Regions from separate parts of the Homo sapiens genome. Here region 2 is linked to region 1. A link is a contact called in ENCODE POLR2A ChIA-PET data. All regions are on one chromosome and are shown on one strand. Each heading gives the region's core, a stretch centred on a gene start or an enhancer-like site at or near the end of the contact. The rest is flanking DNA. Distances are from core to core; before and after follow the strand shown.

What was found. ChIA-PET counts read pairs that join two places held with the same protein, here RNA polymerase II (POLR2A).
Region 2: POLR2A ChIA-PET joins it to region 1 with 20 read pairs in BJ. The contact joins two enhancer-like sites. POLR2A ChIA-PET finds 5 or more read pairs at or near these places in 18 of 52 experiments (AG04450, B cell, BJ and 15 more).

What each region holds. Positions count from the first base shown.
Region 1 is chr4:87,007,111-87,013,158 of GRCh38, reverse strand. All of the region lies in intron 2 of AFF1 (ALF transcription elongation factor 1), which reads right to left. Among named protein-coding and RNA genes, the nearest start is that of AFF1, 75 kb to the right of the region's middle. RefSeq lists enhancers at 1-54, 6,024-6,048 and silencers at 3,871-3,920, 5,068-5,362. Within about 2 kb of position 1,343, at least 13 of the 41 ENCODE cell types and tissues checked have a DNase peak (open chromatin) inside an H3K27ac peak, as active enhancers do.
Region 2 is chr4:86,900,645-86,905,930 of GRCh38, reverse strand. It overlaps a transcript of C4orf36 not described here. Among named protein-coding and RNA genes, the nearest start is that of C4orf36, 11 kb to the right of the region's middle. Within about 2 kb of position 1,695, at least 15 of the 41 ENCODE cell types and tissues checked have a DNase peak (open chromatin) inside an H3K27ac peak, as active enhancers do.

The sequences.
Region 1 (6,048 bases), core at 94-2,593:
TGAGGCAGAATGGCTTGAACCCAGGAGGCAGAGGTTGCTGTGAGCCGAGATCGCACCATTGCACTCCAGCCTGGGCAACAAGAGCGAAACTCCGTCTCCCAAAAAAAAAAAAAAAAAAAAAAAAAAGAACTTGATAGCAGTTCAATCTGGTTAAATTAAAAACAAAGCCAATAAACTAACACAAGAAAACAGACATTCAGCAGAGAACAAGACTTTCAAGATGCCAGGTCTGTTGGCTCTGTGGCCATCAGGTTAAGCTTTAACTCACTGTGAACAGATAAGAAAAGGAAAAAGTTTGCACAGGGGAGGGATTCTCAACACTGATCACTGCCAAGACACAGAAAGTCAGCAATTTGCATGGTTTTAAAGTTAATCTTTACTTTTAGTTCCCTGGGGCATTAGCACCAAAAGTTATACATATTTTCTCCTGAAGTGTAAATCTAAAGTTCATCTGATACATTTGTACTTGAGCAAGACACTGTGCATTCTACCTGCTGTGTTATTTTGAGCAAATGAGCAAATGAACACTTTATATTCATAATAAAATGAATTGAGGACCATCTGAAGGAGACAGAAAATACTACTTCAGCTCCCCCAGTTTTTACATTTAAGTAAAAACGATTGGTAATCATTTAACCCGTAAAAGTTATGTACTCACTCTATATCAATAAAACGTAACTGAACCAACCACAACAAAGAGATTATACTTAGCCTCACTATATGTTTCTATTTCTGAGCCAAGAAGCATGTCTCCAAGAAACTTTGTCCTAGAGGTGCATATTGTATTTCCACTATATCTCACATACAGAATTAGAATAAGTTTATTTGCCTATCTTGGAAAAGAAACCTGATGTCAGGAGTTCGAGACCAGCCTGGCCAAGATGTTGAAAACCCCATCTCTACTAAAATATGTATAGTTATACAAAAAAAAAAAAAAACAAGAAATGAAATGGAGAAGTTTGCTAACAGAAAACTAAGTTTATATATACCTCAAAGCAACAGTTAACAAACCAGCTTTATAACTCCTCTCTCTTACAGGTATTATGTAAAAAATAGATTTGGAGGCTCACAAGAAATAAATGACAGAACCAAGATGAAAAAGTAGATTTCTCTCTCATCCATAATATTTTATTCCTGAATGTAATTGAAATTTAAAATTTTTAGATGCAGCACGCACAAAAACCCCATTTTCAAGAGTGTAAATCCAGCTATGGAATATCTTTTCACGGTATGGTATAAAATCCAGCAAAATCTCGAGAGATCACTTGAGTTAGTTTTGCCAAAACAACAACATCCCCATAAATCAGCTGACTTTAAAAAATGACTCACCGCTCCTTCAGTCTTTATCATGGAAGCAGCTCTAGACTGTGAGTCAGGAAGCTCAACTGGGCTCTCAGGATGAACTAGAAAGAAATCACTTAAGAGACCTGTTTGTGTTTCTCTTCTGTCAAGGACACTGTTTACAATGGTGTCACAAGAAGGAAAAAGTGAGAATATTCAATGGATCAAAATACTACATAAATTATTTCCATCCCAAAATCTCTTCTTTGAACTGTACTTTCCAAAACCACAGTATTCTCTTTGATAATGGCTCATTTTTAATCAAAGCTGCTTTGCATTCATGAATTTTCTTCCAAGGTAATCACTAGCTCAAAAATCAGAGACGGGGCATAGGGCAGGGCAAAACTGGATCTATACCAGTTTAAGAGCATTGCTTTTTGCAATGGAAAACTTTCCCTCCCTAGAGTCAAAGAGATCCACCAAAAACCAGCTTCATATAAATCTTGGGCACAATCTGACTTTGCTTCTTTATTGATTTTTCAAAGCTTCATTAATTTTAGACAAATTCAAAAGTTAAAAACTGTGGGAGAGTTGACTGAACATACTTTCCTACTGCAGTTTGTCTATAAATCCTTTCTTTTGAGAAGCTCCGTGCTCAGCCACCAGATTCAACTCTCCCAAAGAAGCAAGTTCAACTCCCCTACTCCCATGCATACACCCCTGCCCCAGGGTGGAGAAGGGCCAGGGGTTCTCAGGTGGCATCAGGTGATTTTTTTTTTCTTTTTTTTTTTTTTTTTTTGAGACGGAGTCTCACTCTGTCACCCAGGCTGGAGTGCAGTGGTGCGATCTCAGCTCACTGCAAGCTCCACCTCCCAGGTTCACGCCATTCTCCTGCCTCCGCCTCCCGCGTAGCTGGGACTACAGGCGCCCGCCACCGCACCCGGCTGATTTTTTTTTGTATTTTTAGTAGAGATGGGGTTTCACAGTGGTCTGGATCTCCTAACCTCGTGATCCGCCTGCCTCGGCCTCCCAAAAGTGCTGGGATTACAGGCGTGAGCCACCACACCCGGCCCAGGTGATTTTTTTAAACTGGCTAATCCCTGATAGTATTTGAAGGTATGTATATTTTCCTTTCTAGAATTCAGGGATCTGCTTCAATGAGAGGGTTAGCGGAGGTGGGAATCAGGCAAAGTCCTCCTTTTTACTGTATCCATCAACACCACTCCTCAGTATAAAGCACTGTTAATTCTTGCAGGAAAAAAATATGTCTATAAACTGTTAGGTTTACTAGTTGCTAGTTTTTATACTTCTATAAAATAGTCTGGATGCACTTTCCATCAGAGTCCAGTAACTAAAGCCATGTTCTGTAACTATTTCACATCAAAGAAAGCAAGTTTGTTGCAATTTCCACAAGGAAGTATATATTCAATGTGTCTGTTATGTTTATAGGTTCCAAAGAAAGCACACACTTATCTGAGAGCCCAGACACAGCATACAATCCGCTTTGACAAGACATTTCTCAGTGACCACCTTTCTCAACTCTAGGAATACAATAAACCAAATACTTATTGTTTTCAAAATATGACCCCCAAAAATCTAAATTTTAAAAGCATTTAATTGCATTTTAGTCAAGAAATGTCTTCCAGCTTTAAGAGAAGAAATCAGCCACAAAACAAATTTCCTACTCTTAGGTTTTAACACAGCCTTAATTTATAAAAGTCCACAAGCCAAGAAATACTTAGGTAATCTCTCAATTCAAAGTACTTCTAGCTTATGTAGGGGAGACTAAAATGTGGGAGACAGTATCTTGTCTTAAGGAGTGAACTACAGGGATGGGAATACACCGCCTAATCCATTTGCATAAAAAATTAGTCATATATCACCCATCAATAACAAATCAGGAATCAAACTAAACAATGAACAAAGAAACTGGTGTGCTTAAACACTGAGCTACAAATCTGTAAGTACAATGAGTCTGTCGGTCTAAATTAATTGTCTCAAGAGCAAACAAACACTAATGTGTAGTAGTACATGGTCAAGATTTCACTACCTGAGATTTTACATCACAGGTGATGTTTTGGTTTCTCTTAGCATTACTCAGGGCAACGTGGCCCAGCTTTAGAGTTTCCCTGAAATCCCAAAATATCTTGAATCTTCTCCATATATTCTCTTTGGATCTCAAAGATTACCTTCTCTCCCACAGAGCACAATTATCTGAATGAGCTTGGACCACATTCCAGGTGTAACCAAAGAAAATGCACATTTACAAAATGTGAGATATACTCCCAACACACAGACTAAGAAAACAACAGACATAACAGTCTTGTGGCTTTGTTCCTAGTTCCAGGGCATGTCGGAAGGTGGGGTAGAGGATCAGAAATAAGCACAATTCTCCTATTTTAATTGCTGGCAAGTTGAACCACCACACTGATAACTCAGGATTATTACATATTACAAACAACCAATTTTAGCAGGAATCATTCTTTGTACTGTTATACTGAGGCTTGGCAGCTCCCTTTAACATCTCACCTCAGCATTAAAGAGGAAGCATAAGGGAGGAAGTGTGCAAAGCAGATCTGGAGTCAGGCGTTGCTCCACCTTTGTGACCTCAGGCAAGAAACAGCCAGGCTGGACCTCAGTTTCCTCAACTAACAAATGTGGATAATAAAAGTACTTACCCATTTAGGTGCCTGAGAAGAGTCAGAGCTAATCCAATTAAAGCTGCTTAATGCTGTGCCTGGCACACAGCAGTGTCCAATTTAGCTTGTGTCTCATTTTATTTTTATCATTAGTTTAAGAGCGCTGGCATTGAATCTCTCACACCTGGGTACAAATCCCTGCGCTATATTACTGAGATCTGTCACACAGCATTTACTAACTTCTTAGATCAAGGTATCTTAATCTTAATTTTCTGCCATGGACCTCTGTAGCAGTCTGACAATAACAGCACTATCAGAAAAATGTTTTTAAATACATTAAATAAAATACATAAGAATACAAAGGTACCAGATTATATAGACAAGCACCTATTAAAATATTTAAAAGAAATCAATGGTACAGTAGTGTTTTTCTTTACTACTGAATTAAGCAAGATAAAGCAGTTCCTTAATTTCCTGAGTGGAGAGCACAAAAGGTGTTTGAAGACATCTGCAACAATTGTATTAAGATTATGAAAAGACATATAGTTTCTATTGTGATAACATCACAAGGACTGGTACTATAGTTTTATCTCTAGTCCTACTTAAAAAAAAAAAAAACACTAAATTTCAGCTAGAGGTTAACAAAAATAGAGACACAACTTGTGTTTCTCATCCAAGTTCTACTACTTGGCCCCAGATTAAGAACCACTTTCTTAAAACTCAATAAAATGGAAGCAGAGGATAAACCACTGTGTTGAGAAGAAGAAATATAAAAAGCAGGTAGCACATAGGAGGTACTTTATACAGAGAAGCTCTTTCCTTCCTAGAAAGTTCTATTTCGTAGGAAAAAAACATTGTCTCATCCAGCCCAAACATGAACATTTAACATCCATTTCTCTCCATGATCTGAGTCTTCAGACGTGTTAAGTCTTCTGAGACCTCCCAAAATCACTGTTCTACATCAAATATCAGCTTGAAGAACCCTACTACTTTAAATATGTGAGACCAAACTGCTTTCTAGCAAAACACAGTTGAAAGAGAATGTATATATAACTCCTAAGTCTCCCTTAGCACCAACTGCTGTCAAAACTAAAATAAAATCGCACAGAACAGTTTGGATCTCATAATAATCACTAATGCCTTGTCATCACTCTTCTTCAACGCTCATTACAAAAACAGTAACAAACCATGGAAAGACGGGGCTTCAGGTTCTTACAATAGCGCTCCTCTGACAGCAACTGCAGTTCATTATCCTCTCTCCCCTTCACCACCCCGGCGCGTTCCCGGTCTTTGCCTACTCAGCAGATTCACGTAAGCGGGGCCGTTTTATGTGGAATCGTACATTCTAGCAGTAAAATTTTCACTCACCAGGCAAATTCTCACCCACCCTCTCCAAGGTGAACTATGTTTTACATTAATCGTATTTCTAAACTTCCCCTCGAGACAACAGCAAGAAATCCAGAAAACCGAGGGGTAGGCGCACAAAGAATCTAAATGGAAATTTGGGCAAGGGCGGACAAGTGAAATCAACTTAATGTCCCGGAAAATAACAGTTCTGGGGGAAGAAGGGGGCTATCTAACTTTAATCTTCACTTTAACTCCATCCCTCTCTCCGCTGTGCAGAAATTGTCCAGCATGTTCTCCAAACTGCTTTTTATCTGACATTTAGTCAAGCCACAGCCTCGGGAATGATGAGAAGGCAATGACAAAGCTGCTTCCTGTCCGTCTCCTTCCCCGCACCCTGCCCTCCCCCGCAACCTTCAGCTCCCCTCGCCACGAACGCGTTTGAAAAGTTTCTCCGGTGCACGGCTTACCTTGACTGGGCTGCCATAATTCAGCTTATAGAGCCAGGGGTCTTCCGTCCATGAGCGCCTTCACCCCGCGGGCCCTGCTGCCAGCGCCGCGCTCACCATTTGGCGGAGCCGGGCGGGGACGCGTCCCGGCGCGGCGCCCCGATGTTACGGGACTACCTGCTCTCGAGCCCCGGGCGTCCTCGGCGCAGCCCCGGGCTCGGCCCGTATTGGCTCGCGCTAATCCTGATGGACATCCGGGCACTGGGGCCTCTGCGGCGATCTGCACTTCAGACGAGCCCGGGGAGCGCCGCGTCCGAATCCGGGGCAAGCGAGCG
Region 2 (5,286 bases), core at 446-2,945, 110 kb after region 1:
TGGCCAATATGGTGAAACCCTGTCTCTACTAAAAATACAAATAGAAAAGTCAGCTGGGCGTGATGGTGGGTGCCTGTAATCCCAGGTACTCGGGAGGCTGAGGCAGAATTGCTTGAACCTTGGAGACAGAGGTTGCAGTGAGCCAAGATTGTGCCATTGCACTCCAGCCTGGGCAACAGAGCGAGACTATGTCTCAAAAAAAAAGAAAAAAAAAAAAAAAGGACCTCAGAAGCCTAAGTGGTGTTCAGAACCATCTTCCTGGATAATGGGGACTGTGGTTTTTCTGGGGCCAACCTCAGATCACCACTTGTCTTCCCAACTCTACCCCAAAACTCTGTCTAACATTTCATACCAGATGCAAGGTTTCTTTTCTTCCTTGAGACAGGATCTTGCTCTGTCACCCAAGCTAGAGTGCAATGGTGCCATCATAGCTCTCTGCAGCCTTAATCTCTGGGGCTCAAGCAATCCTCCCACCTCAGCCTCCCAAGTACCTGGGACTACAGGCACGCAACTGCCACATCTGGCTATTTTATTTATTTATTTATTTATTTCGAGATGGAGTCTCTGTTGCCCAGGCTGGAGTGCAGTGGTGTGATCTCGGCTCACTGCAACTTCCACTTCCCGGGTTCAAGTGATTCTCCTGCCTCAGCTTCCTGAGTAGCAAGGACGACAGGCATGTGCCACCATGCCTAGCTACCTTTTTTTTTTTTTTGTATTTTTAGTAGAGACAGAATTTCACCATGTTGACCAGGCTGGTCTCAAACTCCTGACCTCAAATGATCCGCCTGCCTCGGCTTCCCAAAGTGCTGGGATTGCAGGCATGAGCCACTGTGCCCAGCCTAATTTTAAAATATTTTAGTAGAGACGGGGTCTCATTATGTTGCCTAGACTGGTCTCGAACTCCTGGGCTCAAGCCATCCGCCCACCTCAGCCTCTCAAAATGTTGGGATTACAGGCGTGAGTTACCGCAACCGCCCCTCATTTAGTCTTAATTACCTCCTTAAAGGCCTTATCTTCAAATATAATTACATTAGGGGTTAGGGCTTCAACGAATGAATTTTGAGGGGGCACAATTCAGTCCTTAACAGCAGCTACGTGTGGCATGTTGCTGCTTTGTAGCTTCTCTTTTGGAGAATTATGAACTCCAAGTGTACTTTTCGAATCTGTAATCATTGAACTTACAATTATTATTATTATTATTTAGAGATGCGGCCTTTTTATGCGGCCCAGGCTGACCTTGAACTCCGGGGCTCAATCAATTCTCCTGCCTCAGCCTTTTGAGTAGGCGGGACTACAGGTGTACACCACTGCTGCCAGCTTACAACTTTTTTTTTTTTTTTTTTTTTTTTTGAGACAGAGTCTTGCTCTGTCGCCAGGCTGGAGTGCAGTGGCGCGATCTTGGCTCACTGCAACCTCCCCCTCCGAGGTTCAAGCGATTACCCTGCCTCAGCCTCCTGAGTTGCTGGTGAGAGGTGACAACGTGTTACCAGCCCTCGCTCACTCTCCGCGCCTCCTCGGCCTTGGCGTCCGCTCTGGTCGCACTCGAGGAGCCCTTCAGCCCGCCGCTGCGCTATGAGGGCCCCTCTCTGGGGCTGGCCGAGGCCGGAGCCGGCTCCCTGTGCTCGCGGGGAAGTGTGAAGAGAAACGCGCGGGCGGAGCCAGGGCTGCGCAAGGCGCTCGCTAGCCGGCGCGGGTTCCGGGTGGGCGCAGGCTCGGCTGGCCCCGCACTGGGCGCGGCGGCCGGTTCCTGCTGGGCTTGATCTCGGGATGAGCTCCTTCTGGGCTACCGGAGTGCCCAGGCTGGGTGACGCAAAGTCCCGGCGAGTGCCAGCGTGCCAGTGAGAGGTGAAGCTGGCTGGGCTTCTGGGATGGGTGGGGACTTGGAGAACTTTTCAGCCTAGCTAAAGGATTGTAAATGCACCAGTCAGCACTCTGTGTCTAGCTAGAGGTTTGTGAACGCACCAATCAGCGCTCTGTGTCTAGCTAAAGGTTTGTAAACGCACCAATCAGCGCTCTGTGTCTAGCTAGTCAGTGGGGACTTGGAGAAATTTTGTGTCTAGCTAAGTAATTGTAAATGCACCAATCACCACTCTGTCTAGCTCAAGGTTTATAAACGCACCAATCAGCACCCTGTCAAAACGGACCCATCAGCTCTCTGTAAAATGGGCCAATCAGCTCTCTGTAAAATGGACCAATCAGCAGGATGTGGGTAGGGTCAGATAAGGGAATAAAGGCAGGCCACCAGAGCAAGCAGCGGCAACTTGCTTGGGTTGTCTTCGATGGTATGGGAGCTTTGTTCTTTTGATCTTTGGAATAAATGTTGTTGCTGCTTTCTCTTTGGGCCTGCGCCACCTTTAGGAGCTGTAACACTCACCATGAAGGTCTGCAGCTTCACTCCTGAAGCCAGCGAGACCACGAACCTACTGGAAGGAATGAACAATTCCAGATGCGCTGCTTTTAAGAGCTGTGACATTCACCATAAGGGTCTGTGGCTTCATTCAGCGAGACCAAGAACCGACTGATTACGGGGACACTGGGTCTACAGGTGTGCACCACCACACCCAGCTAATTTTTATATTTTTTAGTAGATAGGGGGTTTCATCATGTTGTCCAGGATGGTCTCGATCTCTTGACCTCGTGATCCACCGGCCTCGGCCTCCCAAAGTGCTAGGATTACAGGCGTGAGCCAAGCCACCGGGCCTGGCCACTTACAACATTTTTATAAACAATATTTTAAAGCAATAAATCTCCCTTTCCTCATGGAAGAAATGTGAAAATTCTTGAGGCTTCCTTTTCTTGTGAAAATAGCACACAAGGAAAGATGCATAAACATAAATGTACAGTTTAACAAATAATGAGAAGGCAATTATCTCTAAAGCTGCTAACCAGGTTAAGAAATAGAACACTGCCTGCAAGTCAGAAGCCACCATGTACCTTCCAAATCACAGCCCCCTCTCTCCCTTCAAAGGTAACCACTGTCTTGTCTTTCATGATATTCACTGTTCTTTATTTTTTTTTATTACACTGTTTGGCATACAGGGTCCTCAGTGAAAGAAATAAAGATTCCATATGATTACGGAGCTCAAATTCTAACAATAGATGATGATCAAAACAATAAACATAATAAACTATAGGATGTTAGAAGGTGATAAGTGCTGAAATAGATTAGAGCAGGGTAAGGGGGTTGTCAGCACAGGTGTCAGAAGCAGCAGTTTTGAAAAGGGTACTTGGCAAAGCCTTGACGGAGGTGGGCAAGTTATCTGGATGTTTGGAAGATGGATGTTGCAGGTAGTAGGAACAGCTAAGGTAAAGGCAGGTGGTGGTGTATTAGTTTCCCAAGGTACCACGCTGGGGGATTCACAATGGAAATTTGTTCTCTCCCAGTCCTGGAGGCTATAAGTCTGAAATCAAGGTGTCAGCAGTATTGGTGCTTTTTTGGAGGCTCTGAAGAGAGTCTGTTCATTCCCTTTTTTTTCTTTCTTTCTTTCTTTTTTTTTTTTTTTTTTTTTTTTGAGAGTCTCATTCTGTTGCCCAGGTTGGAGTTGCAGTGGCACGATCATAGCTCACTGCAGCCTTGATCTTCTGGGCTCAAGAGATCCCCCTGCCTCAGCCTTCTGAGTAGCTGGGAACAGGTGCATACCACCATGCCCAGCTAATTTTTAATTTTTTTGTAAAAGAGATGGGGTTTCACTACGTTGCCCAGGCTGGTCTTGAATTCCTGAGCTCAAACAATCCTTTCGCTTTGGCCTCCCAAAGTGCTGAGATTACAGGCATGAGCCACCACACCTGGAGTAATTCCTTATTTCTTTTACCTTCTGATCCTTGTGAGCAACCCCTAGCATTCCTTGGCTTGTGGACACATTGCTCCAGGCTCGCCTCTATGGTCACATGGTGTTCTTTCTGTGTATCTATATGTGTCATAAGTACACTAGAGATTAGATTTAGGGCCTATTCTAAACCTGATTAGATGAGGTCACCTGCAAAGTTGGCCTGATTAGATGGTCATTTGCAAAGACCCTATTTTTAAACAAGGTCACATTCACATGTATAGCATGTATAGGGAGTTAGGACTTCAACATATCTTTTTAGGGGACACAATTCAACCCATAGCAGGTGGGAGTATGCTGGGCAGGCTTAAGAAAGAGCACGAAGGTCATGGAGGGAAAAGCAGAGCAAGCAAATGAAGATTGGTATGAGTGGAGGTTATAAAAGCTGTGTGTGGCCGGGCGCGGTTGCTCACGCCTGTAATCCCAGCACTTTGGGAGGCCGAGGCGGGCAGATCACGAGGTCAGGAAATCGAGACCATCCTGGCTAACATGGTGAAACCCCATCTCTACTAAAAATACAAAAAAAAAATTAGCCGGGTGCGGTGGCGGGTGCCTGTAGTCCCAGCTACTTGGGAGGCTGAGGCAGGAAAACAGTGTGAACCTGAGAGGTGGAGCTTGCAGTGAGCCGAGATCGCGCCACTGGACTCCAGCCTGGGCGACAGATAGAGACTCCGTCTCAAAAAATAAAAAATAAATAAATAAAAATAAATAAAAGCTGTGTGTGTGAGTGTGAGTGAGAGAGACAGAGAGAAGAGATCAGATATGATCTGTGGGTCACTGTGAGGACTTCGGTTGTTTTCTCTGAATGAAAAGAGAACCATTGGCCGGGCTCAGTGGCTTATGCCTGTATTCCCAGCACTTTGGGAGGCCGAGGCAGGTGGCTCACTTGAAGTCAGTTCGAGACCAGCCTGGCCAACATGGTGAAACCCCATCTGTACTAAAAATACAAAAATTAGCCGGGTGTGGTGGCATGTGCCTGTAACCCCAGCTACTTGGGAGGCTGAAGCGCGAGAATCACTTGAACCCAGGAGACAGAGGTTGTGGTGAGCCGAGATTGCACTGCTGCACTCCAGCCTGGGTGACAGGGCAAGATTCCATGTCAAAAAAAAAAAAAAAAAGGAACCACTGCAGGATTTGAGCAGACAGACATGATCTGGCTTACAATTTGAACAGCTCACTCTGCTGTGTTGAGGAAAATTGTAATGTCCAAGATTTACCTGTCTGTTGCTAGGATATCTAGCATCAGATACATAGCTTGTCAGAGGTGGTGCAGGGATCCAAACCCAGGCAGTTTGGTAGCAGGGCCCATGCATCTGACTCCCTCACTGTGCTGTTAGCTATGGCATGCCTTTATCCTGGTGTTGAAGTCCAGCCTGATTTCAGGCATCATGGGCGGGCAGCTTCTCTACTCTCCCTGCTTCTTCGACTCACCAGCTTTAGATTCCAAAACCATGGAGGG